2 separate regions of the Homo sapiens genome follow, and region 1 is linked to region 2. A link is an interaction called in ENCODE POLR2A ChIA-PET data of the cell type or tissue named here. Cell type or tissue: MCF 10A. All regions are shown on one strand. Links, peaks and the distances in the headings refer to the core of each region. The heading gives the core; the rest is flanking DNA.

Region 1 (8,153 bases), core at 1,718-6,717, 1.6 Mb after region 2:
GACCGTTTCTGCCCCAGCCCCAGCATTGGCCCTTTGGACAGACTCTGAAACCGTGCGCAGAACGCACCCTGTCATTACAAATGACTCCTGGAGGCAGTCCCCGGGGGCCTGGCAGGAGCACCTGTGTTTCTGTGGGGTCTGAAAATGACAGACCAATCGCTTGAACCCGGGAGGCGGAAGTTGCAGTGAGCCGAGATCGAGACATTGCCCTCCAGCCTGGGCAACAAGAGCAAAACTCCATCTCAAAAAAAAAAAAAAAAATCTTCACAAATATAATTTGTAATGGCTGCAGAAAATTTCAGCTCTGAATGTACTGCATCCTAATCAGTTTCCTATTGTTGAGCATTAGTATAGTTTCCAGGTGTTTTGTTTTTGTTTTGCTATTAATAAGTAAAACTGAGATGAATACTTCTGTATCAATCTTGATCCTTATTTTAGATAATTTCCATTTCATTCCTCCCATTTCTTGAGTGCTTCCTATGGTCAGGTGCTGTGCTGTGTGCTGAGTATGGAGGAGGTAGGCTGAGATAGATGTGACCTTTGCTCTTGCAAAGCTGATATACTAAGGGTTGGACAGATGCTAAATGTGCAAAGAAACCCAATACTTGCAGATGGTGCTGGGTACTACCAAGGAAAGAAATAGGGTATATGACAGAGTACCTGGAAAGGGCACTGGCCAGCTTTTATGGGCAGGGAGGTCAAAGCAAACCTGTCTGGAGATGAGACAGGCCAGGAAAATCAGGGCAGGGGCCAGAGTAGGGCAAATGTGGTGCCTAGAGCCTCATTTTTTTTTTTAGACGGATTCTCGCCCTGTTGCCCAGGCTGGAGTGCAATGGCAGGATCTCGGCCCACTGCAACCTCTGCCTCCCAGGTTCAAGCAATTCTCCTGCCCCAGCTTCCTGAGTAGCTGGGATTACAGTACAGCCTCAAATTTAAGGAGGGACTCACTCACAGGATTGTGCAAATGCAAAGTTGGCTTTTGCATGACCCTGGGAGTAGGTGCCTCCTTAAATTTTGCACCCTCAGCAACTCCATCACCTGTCACTTTGCTAGTCCCAACCCTGATGGGAACAAATGCAGGGAAGGCATTCCAGATGGCGGGAACAGCAAGTACAAAAATCCAGAGGCCAGAAAGGCCTGGTGTGTTTCAGGAACAGAAACTCGGCTCCCATGACTGAAATGGAGTAGGGAAATCCTAATGGAGCCAGAGAGGCAGAACCACCAACAGGAAGAAGAAAAAAATGTTGGAAGTTATGAGAGTTGCTCACGTTTGATTCATTTGATTTATTTTATTGAAATGGAGTCTCACTCTGTTGCCCAGGCTGGAGTGTAGTGGCACGATCTAGGCTCACTGCAACCTCCACCTCCTAGGCTTAAGTGATTCTCTCATCTCAGCCTCCCAAAGTGCTGGGATTACAGGCGTGAGCCACCATGCCCCACCTGAAGCAATTTCTTTGTTGTCTTTTTTTTTTTTAACTTCTCTCATAGAAATAATTAACCCTCAAAAACACTCAGTGTTGACAAAGGGTGGTGTGAGGACACAGAAAGTATCACACTATCATTGGCAGAAACTTCCTGGAAAGCAACTTAACAGTCTGTATCCAAAGACTTAAAATCATTAACAGCCTTTTCCCCAATAACTCCACTTCTCGGAATCTATCCTAAGGAAATCTGCCACAGCCAGAGTGATTTTTTCCGTCCCCTTAAGAAATGGTCTCATCCTGTTGCCCAGGCTGGAGTGCAGAGGCACCATTATGGCTCACCACAGCCTGAAACTCGTGGGCTCAAGCGATTCTCCCACCTCAGCCTCCCAAGTAATTGGGATCACAGGCATGCCTCCACATCCATATGCCTAGTTGGATAATATTTTGACCAATAAAGAAAAAGAGGGCCAGGCGCGGTGGCTCACGCCTGTAATCCCATCACTTTGGGAGGCCGAGGCGGGCGGATCACGAGGTCAGGAGATTGAGACCATCCTGGCTAACACGGTGAAACCCCGTCTCCACTAAAAATACAAAAAAACAAAATTAGCCGGGCTTGGTGGCGGGCGCCTGTAATCCCAGCTACTCGGGAGGCTGAGGCGGGAGAATGGCTTAAACCCGGGAGGCAGAGCTTGCAGTGAGCCGAGATTGCGCCACTGCACTCTAGCCTGGGCGACAGAGCGAGACTCCTTCTCAAAAAATAATAATAATAAAATAAAAAAATAAAAAAGAAAAAGAAAGGTAGTACCAGAGATTGTGTCCAGTTGCTCAAGCAATTTCTAACTTGTCTAATTTTAAAAATTTTTAAATTTTTATACAAAATTAGCCGGGCATGGTGGCATGTGTCTGTAATCTTAGCTACTTGGGAGGCTGAGGCAGGAGACTCACTTGAACCTGGAAGGCAGAGGTTGCAGTGAGCTGAAATCACACCATTGCACTCCAGCCTGGGCCACAAGAGTGAAACTCCGTCTGAAAAAAAAAATTTAATATTTTTTTTGTAGAGATGGGGGTCTCACTATGTTGCTCAGGCTGGCCTATAACTCCCAGGCTCAAGGATCTTCCAGTCTCAGCCTCCCATCACTGGAATTACAGGCATGAATCACTTCATCTAAATGATTTTTTTTTTTTTTTTTGAGACAGTCTTGCTCTGTCACCCAGGCCGGAGTTCAGTGGCACGATCTCGGCTCACTACAACCTCTGGCTCCTGGGTTCAAGCAATCCTCATGCCTCAGCTTCCCCAAATAGCTGGGACTACAGGCGTGCGCCACCATGCCTGGTTAATTTTTGTATTTTTTTGTAGAGACGGGGTTTCACCATATTTGTCAGGCTGGTCTCTTGACCTCAAGTGATCCACCCACCTCGGCCTCCCAAAGTGCTGGGATTACAGGAGTCAGCCATCCATGGTGCCCCGCGTTTTCTCTTTCTTCTTCTCCCTCCCTCCCTACCCTCCGCAGCCCAGCCTGGAGTGCAGTGGCAGGATCATAGGTCACTGCAGCCTCCACCCGCTGGACTCAAGTCATCCTCCTGCCTCACCCTCCTGAGTTCCTGGGACCACAGGCACGCGCTACCACGCCGGGTAATTTTTGTAATTTTTGTAGTCCCCATCATTTAGAACTGGCAAGATCCTCCCTTAGTGAGGGATTGGTGGCCATAAGCAAGGAGCCCAAGGTGGAGGGGATATGCATGTGTGTGGAGGTGTCAACTCCTCGTAATCTTCAAGTACTTTTGGTAACAATTTTTAATTGCACAAGCGATATATAAAGACGTTTTCTTTGCAACATAAAATGATAGGTTAAGACTCCTTATGCAGATAAGGTTTAGGCACTTGTTTAAGGAGCATCCTGGCCCACCTTTTAAAAAATGTGTATGCATTCACGTTATGCATCAGATGCTTTAGGGAATTTTTTTCCCTGGGGCATGGGGCATGTCATGGGGTAGACAGTCAGGTACGTCTCCTCTACCCAGCTGATTCTCTTTTTTTTTGGAGATGGAGTCTTGCTCTGTCGCCCAGGCTGGAGTGCAGTGGAGCGATCTCTGCTCACTGGGAGCTCCGCCTCCCGGGTTTACGCTATTCTCCTGCCTCAGCCTCCGGAGTAGCTGGGACTACAGGCGCCCGCCACCACGCCCGGCTAATTTTTTGTATTTTTAGTAGAGACGGGGTTTCACTGTGTTAGCCAGGATGGTCTCGATCTCCTGACCTCGAGATCTGCCCGCCTCGGCCTCCCAAAGTGCTGGGATTACAGGTGTGATCCACCGCGCCCGGCCTTCTCTCTTTCTTTTCTCCTTTTCTTTCCTTTCCTCCCTCCTTTCCTTCCTTCCTCCCTCCCTCCTTCCCTCCCTCCCTCGTTTCCTTCCTTCCTTCCTTTTTCTTCCCTCCCTGCTTTCTCTCTCTCTCTCTCTTATATTTTTTTGAGACAGAGTTTCACTCTTGTTCTCCAGGCTGGACTGCAATGGTCTGATCTTGGCTCACTGCAACCTCGGCCTATTGGGTTCAAGCGATTCCCCTGCCTCAGCCTCCCAAGTAGCTGGGATTACAGGCGCCCTCCACCATGCCCGGCTAATTTTTGTATTTTTAGTAGAGGCGGGGTTTCTCCATGTTGGCCAGGCTGGTCTGGAACTCCTCACCTCAGATGATCCGCCCACCTCGGCCTCCCAAAGTGCTGGGATTACAGGCGTGACCCACCGCGCCTAGCCCCCAGCTTCTTTCACCAGCAGAAGGCGGGCAAGCCTCAGGGTGAGAGGACTTCAAAGCACATTTCACATTGCAGAGGACAGGGTTTGGTGGTCGTGGGTACTCCCTTCCCTTCCATCGTTTAGTTTTTTTCATTGGGAAGAAATGGTAAAAGGTGCTAGGACTCGATGGGCACATTTCAGGTGGAGGTTGGGAAGGTGGATATCCACCTGTCGATCTGACTATTTTCACTTTCCACCCCGCCCCGTAGAAAGTGGGAAAACTGGCACACGTGAATCCAAGGGCGCGCCTGTGTGCGCGCGCACCCCAGGGCAACAGCCCGCCCCCCCCCCCCCCCCCCACCGCAGGTCCTTGATTGGACGCCTGTTTACACCTGACTGCCTGGCCCTCCGGTGCTTTCCGGGAAGCATTTGGGAGAAAAGTGTGTGGCCGCAGTAGTGGAGATCCCGTCTTAGGATTCGTCACCGCTACGCCCAGACCTCTTCGCCGTCCAAGAGCCTGGGGCCGTGGGGGGCGGGGCGGCCTGCTATCGGCCCCGCCCCGCCGACAGGACCCGCCTCTCTCCGCAGGCACGGCGGGGCCGACCCCGCCTCTCGCTCCCAGCATGCCGTGCGACAGCGGCGGCGCGGCGAGCGGAGCCGGGAGGCGGGGAAGCAGTGGCCGTGTGAGCGTGAGGAGCTGCCGCCACCGCCTGTTCCTCGTCGTCCTCCTCCTCGGGGGCCCCGGCGACGTGGGCCGCGCAGGGCCCTGGAAGAGACGTCGCCTCCCCTTCATCCGCCTCTCTCTCACCGCGCCGCTCCCGCCTCCTCGTCCTGTGCTGCGGGCTCAGGCGGAACCCGAAACGGTCGTCCTCTTCCCCCGCCCGCCGCCGCCTCCTCCTCCTCCTCCTTCTCGGCTTCCTTCTCAGCCCCGGGCCGGAGCGGGGTGTTGGCGGCGGCCGGTTCGGGTGGCGACTCGCGCTTCTCTGGGCGGCGGCGCTTGGCCATATCGTGTCGGGGAAGGTAATGAGCCGCAGAGCCCCGGGGTCTCGGCTGAGCGGCGGCGGCGGCGGCGGCGGCGGCGGCGGCACCAACGGCACCAACTATTCGCGGAGCTGGAATGACTGGCAACCCAGGTGGGTGACCGGCCCGGGACCCCGCCCCGACCTCCCGGGCTCCGCCTCGGGCGGGCGGAGGCCTAGGGCCGCGGGGCTGGGAGGCGCGGCCTAGGCCCTCCACCCCCGGGAGCCGGGCGCGGCTTCCTGGGTCTCCTCCGCCCCGGCTGGGGGAGGAAGGCCGCGGGGAGGCGAGGCCTAAGTGCCTCTCCCCTCCCTGCTTGTTCAGCCCGGGGCTGAAGCCGAGACCCGGGGCTCCCGGCGGTGGCACTGGCCTAGGGTCGGGACCAGGAGGTGAGAAAGAGGCGGGGGTGGGGGGGCGGGGGGCATTCCACTTACCGCTTCCCCCTGACCCCGAGTTGGGAGATTCTGAGAGTACAGGACCCTCCCTGTTACTCATTCACTTTCTCGGTTCCCCAGTCTTTCAGCCGCCACGTGAGAGCTCTTCTAACCTCTGTTCCTTTCTGTGACCCCCACGTGGTAATATTGAAAAAACCAAAACAAAACTCCAGCTAAGGCATTGCTCTGACTTTAGGCAGAACATTCATTAGTGGAGCGTGAGATGAGATTGTGTGACTGTTGATGGGATCGACCTACTCTGGTCTTGGGCGATGGAAGTTTTCCCTAAGTGCAAGGCCGGTTACTCTGGTGAATCGTAATTCATACCTGGACACTTGAGTGAACTCTGGGCACCCACTTAGAAGTCTAGAGAATTTCCTCTTTTATGGAGGATTTGATGTCAGACCGTTTTGGGGCTTAGTTAGATTTGAATATATTAGGAACATTAACTTTTTAAATAAATGTAATTTCCTGTCTTTTTGATCAATGGGGGGAGGGCAGCTGTGCCTAATTTAGGATTGATTTATTCTAACCTCTCTTACTAAATAAATGCTTGTATTCAGAGTCTGTTTGGAATTTAACCCAATGCTTAGAACTCCTTAAATATACAGAAATATATTTTAGGGGTAATTGATTCATGGAACTCTCCTACTTTGGAGCACAATTGTATTATAATTGTCCGGAAACTGGCCAGATAATGTAGAACGCACAAGTTGTTGAGAAGCCCTTTTGTTTCCTGATAGTTACATGTAATTCCAGCAGTATTTGGAAATAATTTGCTAAGATGTTAGAATGTAACATTTGAAGACTCGTTAGAAAAATCAATAAAATTATCTTTGGCTAATGGGTAGTACACATCTTAGTCTGTTTAATATGCCTTTCCAAAAAAAACTGTGTCTGTTGAGAATTGGTGTATATAACTAGATGACTTTAATAATTAGTGCCTGAGTCTAGAATTGAGATGTTTAGTCGTAAAAAAAAATATTGTTCGATAAACAGCGTTGACTTGTCTTGTACCACTTAAGAGTTTGTGAGTGCTTTAAATAAAATTAGTTGATTAAGTATTTTTTTTCCTATGATTGACATGCTTAGTTTTGCCTTTTTATTGAAATGTGTGAAATTTGATTTTCTGGCATCTAACAAATTAGGTGGTAAATGAATGACAATGGATTTTCTATTATTTTTCAGTATTGTGATCAGTATAAGTATATAAGAGAATTTAGTAACCTTTTAGAAGAATAAAGTGCCCTTCCCAAATAGTCCTACAGCTTTTGGAAAAGTGTAAATTGTAGTTTGTAGTTCTAAATAAATAGAGAAGAGTCGCAGCCACGTGCTAGGGCCAGCTGACTTCATTGCTGACAGGTATGAAGCCAAATGGCTTATGTAGTTATGGAATATGTACATGAGCTATTAATAAATATTATCCATGTTGTTTCTTTCAAGTGCTTTATTTCTTGGCTCTGGGGAGGGGCGATGGGGGAAGGGAGGAGCTTACAAGAAAGCTTGCAAGGTTTCTTTGAAGCTGTGCTTTTTGTAGGAAAGTTTCAGGATGTAACGCCTTGGTAGACGATACTGTGATACATTTGGTTACAGGCAATAACAGTTTGTTAGGATGTTGGAAAAATTTGATTTTCTCCTGTTGTAGAGGGAACAGGGAAGTGTGGACATACCCCATAGCATAACTTGATTTGTTGCTAAGATTGTCATAGCTGATTTGTTAGTCAATAAAAATACCTGGGGTGTTTGCCAAGTCATAAATTTTTATTAGTTAAATTTGAGGTGATTCTGTCCCCTATTCAGAAAGATGACAGACTCCAGGTAACTGACGGAACAGATCTTGATCTTGCTTCTTGCTTAAATGAAGGTTTAGAACATCTTCAGATGCAGGCACATTTATTATTGTTCATCTGAATAATTTTGGTGAAAATTTTTTTGCCTCTTATGTACCATTTTGTCCCTGGTGTTTTGGTTCTGTTTTCCTTGATGTAGGCTTTTTTTTTTTTTTTTTTTTTGTCTTCCTGAGATGGAGTCTTGCTCTGTCTCCCAGGCTGGAGTGCAGTGGTGTAATCTCGACTCACTGCAGCCCCTGCCTCCCGGTTACAGGGAAAAATTCTCCTGCCTCAGCCTCCTGAGTAGCTGGGATTACAGGCGTCCAGCTAATTTTTGTATTTTTAGTAGAGACGAGATTCCACCATGTTGGCCGGCCTGTTCTCGGACTCCTGACTCAGGTGATCCGCCTGCTTTGGCCTCCCAAAGTGCTGGGATTACAGGTGTAAGTCATCGCACTCAGCCGATTTAGGCTTTTGAAAAAGCAATACTTGTTGATTTCTTTTAGTGTTAGTTTGCCAGTTGGTGTGGAAAATGACTGTTGAGACAATTTTGACCACACATGATACTTCACACATACTGACAGGAAGTGTTCCAGGTGGCTGAATATGTGAATGTCATATGGCAAGAGAGCAAACCCGTGTTCCATAGAAGCATACCTCCAACAGTAAGCATTTATATGGCACTGGCTTATAGTCTTCCTTTTCATTCACTGTGCTCT
Region 2 (8,153 bases), core at 1,357-6,356:
GACTACAGGCGCCCGCTACATGCCCAGTTAATTTTTGATCCACCTGCCTCGGCCTCCCCAAGTGCTGAGATTACAGGCGTGAGCCACCGTGCCCAGCTGAGATCTCAAAATTAGAAAGGGAGAATGATCAGGAGAACTGACTACTGTAGGTCCACCCCCCGCCCCCCACCCCACACTGCCCCTCTTTGCTTACAATTGCCTGTAAGTAGCCACAGCATTTGTAAACTTTTCGAGGTCAGAGCCTAGTATTTAAGTTTGGTTTTCTCCTCTTTTCCAAAATGTGAAAATCAGTTTCTACAGCATCTTTGTATGTGAACATTTCCATTGCTTTTTATGAGTTTGTGTTCACTTTTTTATCCATTAAGCTGTGAACAGAAATGGGTCAATAATTCTAGAAGTACAGAGACTGATTTATAGGCATGCTTTGGCAGACATGAACAGATTCTTAGAGGCCTGGCTTTTTAAAAGTAATCTCCTGAACCTTTAGTAGGTTTCACTCTACATTCATTCATTCACCTCCCATTTATTGAAGGCTTACTTAATCAGTTAGGAATGCCTTCAGCCCAAGAAAGGAAAATCCCTAATGATAGTGCCTTAAGCAATGAAAACGTTGCAATTGGCAATTGGCACACACAGTGATTCCGGAGGTGGATGGTTCTATGGTTCAGTGGCTCGTTGGGCCCAACAAGGATTCAGACCATTTCTGTATTTCCACCTGTTGTCTTTTTAGCTATCATTGGCTTTTTGTTCTTAGGTTTGTCACCTCATGGTTGTCCAGTGATGGCAGCCACTGCACCTGGCATTCTACCCAGGACGGCAGGAAGTCATTAGGGAAATAAAAATTCTTCCAGAAGCCCCCTCAGCAGGCTTCTGCTGATATTTCATTGGCTATAACCATGTCAATTGGCTGTCACGGAGGCTGGAGGGTGGGCATTTGGGTTTTCCTGTCTTCACAGAGGAGATGAGTAAAGGAGGGGTTTACCTCCCAGGGAGCTATGAAGAGCTGAGTCGAGTAGGATCTAGGAAGTTCCCTGAGACAGCGCTTCTCATGCGTCAGTGTGCACATAATTCACCTGGGGATCTTGCTACAAAGGAAATTGAGATTCGGTAGAGCTGGAGCGGTGCCCAAGATTCTGCATTTCTAACAAGCTCCCTGGTGATGCCAGTGCTTTTGGCTCAAGGACCATCCTGTGTATAGCAGGCATCAAGGAACAAGGAAAGCATTACCAAAAAGGTGGCTCCTGAGCAGTGTTCTGAAAGATGAATAGAAATTTGCAGGGCAAGGAAGTGGTGGAGTTGCATGAAAGGGCGTGTGGTTTTGGGGAATAGACATTTAGTGGCTGGCTGCACCATAGAGAGCAGTGGGGGTGCAGGAAGCCTGGGAGAAGAGTGTTGGAAACTCACTGTGAAGGGCTTCGTGAGCTATGCTGGTTTGGATTTCATCCTCTGCAAGTTGAAAATCCAGAGGTGATTTTTAAGCAAGGAAGTGATATAATTAGATTCTTTTCCCCTTTTTATTCCCCCGGTTAGGTAACTCTGGCAAATTGATTACTTTTTAAAAAAAGGTTTTATTTTAGCTAAATTTGATGGGTATTATTTTGAATATAAAGAAAGTTGAATGCTAAGGCAGGACGCAGTGGCTCATGTCTGTAATCCCGGCACTTTGGGAGGCCAAGGTGGGTGGATCACTTGAGACCAATAGTTCCAGACCAGCCTGGACAACATGGTGAAACCCCATCTCTACTAAAAAAATACAAAAAGTAGCCGAGCGTGGTGGCACACACCTGTAATCCCAGCTACTCGGGAGGCTGAGGCACGAGAATCTCTTGAACCCAGGAGGTGGAGGTTGCAGTGAGCAGAGATCATGTCACTGCGCTCCAGCCTGGGTGACAGAGTGAGACTCTGCCTCAAAAAAAGGAAAAAAAAAAAAGAAAGGTAAACACCAGAAGGTGGACCTGAGGCATACCTCACTGTGCTTCGCCTGCTTGGGGTGGACATCGTTATTTCATTCAGATATTCTTCACTTTCACATCGCTCACATTCAGCCTTAGAATCCTGCTCAGTTCTAGAAGGGCTCCAGGCAGCCACCACCACCTAGTTGAAGTTGGCAGAGGAGATAAAACCAATTTGCCATCTTGAGATAGTTACCTTGAGGTTAGAAAAGCACTTACTATGTCTTTGTGCTTTTATTATCTTAAAACTTTAAGTTACTAATGCTTTTCTTTGTAAGTTTTTCAATTAGAGTTCTTTCTTCCTTTTTAACCACATTGATTTGAGTTTTAGGAGCTTGCCAAGTAGATGGTTTTTGGTTTTGGATGGGCTAGATGGTTGTTAAAGTTGGGTTTTCATTTCCCAGGATGAAATGAGTTGACTAGCTCAACCTTGATATGCTGTAAAAAATGTCTCTAGCCATTACCTTTATCCTTTCTCTTTTCACACAGATTTTTTGTTTGTTTGTTTCCTACTCTTAGAGCACTGGTTTTCAACACGGGCACTTTTGCCTGTCCTCACCCCACCCTGCCCCCACCCCCTGGGACATTTGTCGATGTCTGGAACCCTACTTGGTTGTCACAGCTGGGATCAGGGTGCTACTGGCATGTGGTGGTAGATTCCAGGGATGCTGCTAAATGTCACACAATGTGCAGGACAGCCCCCCTTACTAAAGGGTTTTCACCCCAAAGTGTCAGTAGTGCTGAGGCTGAGAAACTGTTTGGAGGAAAGTTTGGAGACTCAGCGCAAGTTTCCTTTTACTTCCCCAGCCTTTAAAATGGTTACCTTGTTATCTCTCGCGCTCTCTCTTTCTCTCTCTCTCCCCCCCCCCAACCTCTCCCTCTCTCTTTCTCCTTCTCTGTCTCTGAGTGTGTATATGTGTTTGCAGCAGCACTAGGGTAAAACTTGGGCTTCACTGGCAGGACCCTTGCATCACTTTCCTAGTAAAATAGTGAGAGTAAATAAATCACTTTGAATACATAATATGCCATTTTAAAGGGAATCAGCTTATTGCTTTCATAGGAGCATGGGTGCCCCAGATTCTTACAAATGCTTTCTGAGTTTTAGAGCTCAGAGCCGTTTTGCAGCAAGTAAAAAGATGGATGGTCATCTTTCAAGCAAGAAAGATAAATTTTATGGCAGCAGTTTTTAAATTGTGCTGGCAAAGAACAGCTAGCACAGAGTGATCTATTGATAAAAGAATTGTGGGGACTCCTTCCAGATTTGCAGTGAAACAAATGGTAATTGATGAATAGAATTCTCTCTCCCATTTTTTTTTCCTTGAACTTTGGTGCCTTGTGGTGCTTATTTATTAGTGAGAATTCTCAAGTCACAAAAGGAATAAACTTGTATAAGAGACTAGTGGTGAACAACCTGGCAATCAGAGGCTCACACTTGCTGAGTTTCCCAGCCTGCTTTTCCATGCACTCATGCTGGGGGTTCTGGTGCTATGCTGCAAACCCATGGTACACAGTTTTTTTCTTGTTAGTGTCAAGCTCTTTAGTATACTGATACTTCAGTGTTTTCCACAAAGCACACTGACTTCAGGGTGTCCCTTGGAAAAAATGAAATTGTGTAGGTCACATTTAGCTTTGTGACAGAGTATAAAATAAAAAGTACATCCCTTCCTGGTCAGTTCTCTGGTCCATCAAATGCCATCACTTGAGTTTTAGCAAAGCTCCACACCTCTGAGGGAGAAAGTTGATAGAATCATGAAGTTTTAGACTTGGAAGCAGACTTGGATGTGGTGTGAGTAGTTCCTAGCCTTTCAGGATGTGGGAACTGAGTTCACCCACTAGCTAGAGGTTGAGGGAGCAGAACCAGAATTCTGACTTCCACTGACTGTGAACTCTGTGTACCCCTGCACTGCTGGTGCACAAACTGGGTCCTGGGCCTGGGTGGCCTTATCAGTACAAGCAATGAAACGACAGGTCTCAACATAACACGTACATGGGCAGAGGGGACGTGCTGAAACGTGTAACATTTTTTCCTCTGAGACTGTGGTGCTGAATTGGAGTGAAAATAAGGTCATCTGCAGCTAGCTTCACGTTTGTGCCATTGCTCCTCAGGCTTAGGTGTTTTTGGAAGTCTTTCTTAAAACACATTCCTTTCAGACTGTTTCAACACGTATATCAACACATGTGGATCTCTCTCCAGTAAGCTTTGAGCTGATGTTTACCACATCTTACCAAGTTTGGTAAAAGTGAAGTGTAAGAATTACAATAAATTTTCCATGAGGACTAATTGAGGAATAAAAATACATGGGATAATTATGAACTCCATATTTTGGACCTGAATCACATTTGCTGCACAGTTATTGTTAGTTTAGGTAAAGGGGCTGGGAATACAGGATTAAGTACAAAGGTTATAGGACTAGGTTCATGCCGTCAGAGAACTTAGCTGCTTATAGAGAAGCTGTTTTAAGTTGTACTGATGAGGAAAGTTCACTGGGAGCTGAGAGAGAGGTGAGATCATTGTGTATGAAAGTGTAAGTAGAAAGATTTCATTTATTCATCCTTTTATTTGTTGTCAGCAATTAAGCATCTACAAATTTGATTTTCTAACTCCATGCCACATATTGTACAAGTCATTTGTATATAGTGGAAAACAAAGTGATATGATAATGGTAAAAAAATTGTAAAAGGCCATGTGGTCCCTTCCTTTACGGAACTTTTATTGCCACAGAGGAGGCAGATATTATTCAATAAACACTGGTAAATATGAAATTAAAAATTACAGTAGGCCAGACATGGTGGCATGTGCCTGTAATCCCAGCACTTTGGGAGGCCGTGGTAGACAGATAGCTTGAGCTCAGGAGTTCAAGACCAGCCTGGGCAACAGGCGAAACCCTGTCTCTCCAAAAAGTACAAAAATTAGCCGGGCGTGGTGGCACACACCTGTGGTTCCAGCTACTTCGGAGGCTGAGGTGGGAAGATCACCTGAGCCAAGAGGTCAAGGTGTGGTGAGCCGAGATTGTGCCACTGCCCTCTGGCCTGGGCTACAGAGTGAGACCCTGTGTCCAAAAAAAAAAAAAAATTATTGTATAAATGCTAAAGAGAAATAGATAGGTGTATGAGAGGGAATAATGGGTGTGACCAGGCAGGAAGAATAAAATGCAGAAGGCGCTATAGTTGGAAAGAGCTGAGGGTACACTTGAAAGTCTGACAGATCTTGTTTGCAGCTAGAGAGCCAGGAGGAGAGCGGGATGGAGGAGGTGGAGAGGCAGGGGCCAGGTAGGCAGAGGCCGAGTCTGCCTTGTGTAGCTATAGTGCCTTACAGACCAAGGTAAGGGGTTTAGATTTTATTCCAAGAGTCATGGGGGCTGTTATAGGCTTTAAACAGAGTCCTGGTATGATCTTGTGAAAATGTGAAGTGGTTATTCTGGGCACTGAATAGTGAGTAGAATGGAGGCAGAGACCAGTCAGGAGGCTTTTGTGATGGACTGGGTAAAAGGGATGGTGGAGGGAGGTGGAGAAGTGGATGGATTTAAGATGTGTCTGGAGGTAGACTCTTGACAGAACTTGCTAATGGATTGATTTGTGGCAAGACACTGGAGCAGAGAACGTTGAGGAGAGCATCCAGAATAACTCCCACCTGTTTTCCTGAGCAACTGGGTGATTGCTGGGGCTGTATACCTATTTGAGGAGAAGGAGTTTTGGGGGAGTCAGGAATTCAGGTTCAGATATGTTAAATAGTACACTCAGGAGATGTCTAGTAGGCAGCTGGGTAAGGAACTCAGAAGATAAGATAAACATTTTGGAGGCGTCACCACTGGATGGTATTTAAAGCCATGGGCTATAGACTTAGAATGGGATTTGAAGATAAATAAAACATTGATAGTTAAGGGGAAGAGAGACGACATTCTAAGTTGCTAGGGAAATATTCTGAGCAGAGGTATAGATATAGCATGGTCTGGGGACAGAGAGCCTTGATTTGGAGCAGATTCTCGGCCTTGGCACTCTTGCTATTTTGGGCTGGCTAATTCTTTGTTGTTGGGGGCTGTCCTGGCACTGTAGGATGTTTAGCAGAATCCCTGGCCTTCACCCACTAGATGTGGTTGTACTCCCCCCTACTCCAAGTCATGACAATTAAAAATGTCTCCAGATACTGCCAAATGTCCCTCGGCAGCAAAATTGAGAACCACTGATTTGGAATGAAGGGGAGATAAATTTAGATAACTGGGGAGAGGAGAGGGGGCACATTATGGATGGCTTTGAGAGTCTGTCACAACAGTTTAGCCTTGAGGCTGCAATCAGTAGTGATTCAATTGAGCCTTCTTGAGTTGTGCAGAGAGATTGATTTGATGAAAACGATTTTAGAAAAATGGGTCTGATGGTGAGTGAAAATGAATCAAATGGAGGAGAAAATAAATACAGCGAGAAAACAATCACAGGAATGAAGTGAGGAAAAGGAGGAGGAAAGGTGAATCCAAGTGACATTTTGGAGGACATTGGACATTATTAAGAAAACTACAAGAGGCGTAGTGGTAAAGGGAATACTGAGGTTTCAGGCCAAGGTGATAAAGAAATAATAGGGATATTTGATATAAATTTAATAGCTGATAGAAATTGAGCACTTAGAAAGGGAAGTGGTTTGTGGAGCATGAGGAGCAGAAAGATTGTGCATTTAATTTGAATATATGGGGTTGGGAGCCATAGGATATGACCTTCCCACTTAAGAGAGGAAGCCTTAATAGACAGTTGGAAATCAGGTGCAATTTAGGACTAGCTGTATAGACTTGGATTCAGCTGCATAGAGGTGATAATTGAAGCCAGGAGCATATTTAGAAGGTCTGAGGCCCATGACTAAGCCTTTGAGGGAAACTAAAAATGAGAGGACAGGAGGAGAGAGAGGACCTCTTAAGGGGCAGTCAGAGAGGTAGCAGGAAAACCAGGAAGGCAGAGTCATGACACCTGGTTTGCTTTACAGTTTGACTACCTGCTCTTAGCGCTGAATACAGCGTAGAGCTGCAGAAATATCAGTTTATTTTACTTTATTTTTTATTTCGAGACAGAGTCTTGCTCTGTTGCCCAGGCTGCAGTGCAGTGGTGTGATTAGCGTGATCTCGGCTCACTGCAATCTCTGCCTCCTAGGTTCAAGTGATTCTCCTGCCTCAGCCTCCTGAGTAGCTGGGATTACAGGTGGGCATCACTGTGCCCAGCTAATTTTTGTATTTTAGTAGAGATGGGGTTTCACCATGTTGGCCAGGGTGGTCTCGAACTCCTGACCTCAGGTGGTCCACCCGCCTCGGCCTCCCAAAGTGTTGCGATTACAGGCGTGAGCCACCGTGCCTAGCCTGAATTATCAATTTATGCCCATTAAGAAACAAATCAGGTTGGTATTTTGCAGACAGGATATATAGATTTATTAAGTCTACAGATTTATTTAGCACATTTTCTGTGCTGGTCCTGCATTAGAAGGCACTGGGGATATGAAGATGAGTGAAGTGGCCCATGCCCTCAAGGAATTCAGGGTTTAGAAGGGAAGACAAATGGGTATAAAAATAATTGCAATAGGATAGGACGAGTGCTGTGCAAACCTGGGGGTGAGGTCACCTGAGGGAGGAATGGGGCCTGTGAGGTGACTGAAGAAACAATACCTGCTCCGTGTCTTGAAGGATTTGGTAGGAATTTTCTAGGTGGATAGTGGAAAGGTGGGAAAGTCCTTTGCAGGGCAGCAAACCCTGTAAGTGCAAGGGTTTGGAACCTCAAACAACATGGCTTCTTCAGAAAATTTCAAGGTCTAGGGTGGTTGTAGCAGAAGGGTACAAGGTACAAGGTAGAATGGGAGGAGGCCCACTGAGTGATGGTTTGAGCAGGGCTGGATCTGGAAGTCCTTCGGTGCCATGTTGCAGAATGGCATTCTGCAGAGGTAGGCACCAAATAATTTTAGACAAGCTTGTGGTATGATTGTCTTTTTTCTTTTATTTTTAAAAGAATGGTCACTCAGACTAGGGACATGGAGGATGGGTTGAGTGATGATGAGAGAGGGGAAGGGACAGAACCTGGTTCAGGACAAACAGTATGTATCTTAGCCTCTTTGAAACTGGTTACATTTGGGAAACTGAAGCAATTTAGAACTGTTCAAAGATGATAACTTCTATTTTAGACATGTTTTATTTGTGGTCCCATGGTAATTCATGAGGGGAAATATTTGGTAGTTTA

Evidence for each region. ChIA-PET counts read pairs that join two places held together with the same protein. Peaks named below come from ENCODE experiments on the same cell type or tissue, not always from the same donor. Only the 100,000 strongest peaks of a DNase experiment are listed, where the experiment ranks them.
Region 1: POLR2A ChIA-PET joins it to region 2 with 9 read pairs; 3 of 35 experiments call an interaction of 5 or more read pairs at or near these places.

Annotation. Positions count from the first base shown.
Region 1 is chr16:21,498,911-21,507,063 of GRCh38, reverse strand. It overlaps LOC124903662 (a long non-coding RNA gene), which reads right to left and starts at 4,753. Exons shown (of 2, transcript XR_007065024.1): 1 at 4,547-4,753. It overlaps MIR3680-1 (microRNA 3680-1), which reads left to right and starts at 929; the gene lies at 929-1,015. It also overlaps the pseudogene SMG1P3. RefSeq lists enhancers at 4,049-4,565, 4,566-5,081, 5,082-5,598 and silencers at 4,554-4,903, 4,924-4,973, 5,084-5,133, 5,224-5,533. In MCF 10A, for the core only: no CTCF peak of the experiment used is centred there; DNase peaks (open chromatin) are centred at 4,573 and 5,367.
Region 2 is chr16:23,138,254-23,146,406 of GRCh38, reverse strand. The region is part of intron 1 of USP31 (ubiquitin specific peptidase 31); the gene reads left to right. Among named protein-coding and RNA genes, the nearest start is that of USP31, 7.1 kb to the left of the region's middle. In MCF 10A, for the core only: no CTCF peak of the experiment used is centred there; no DNase peak of the experiment used is centred there.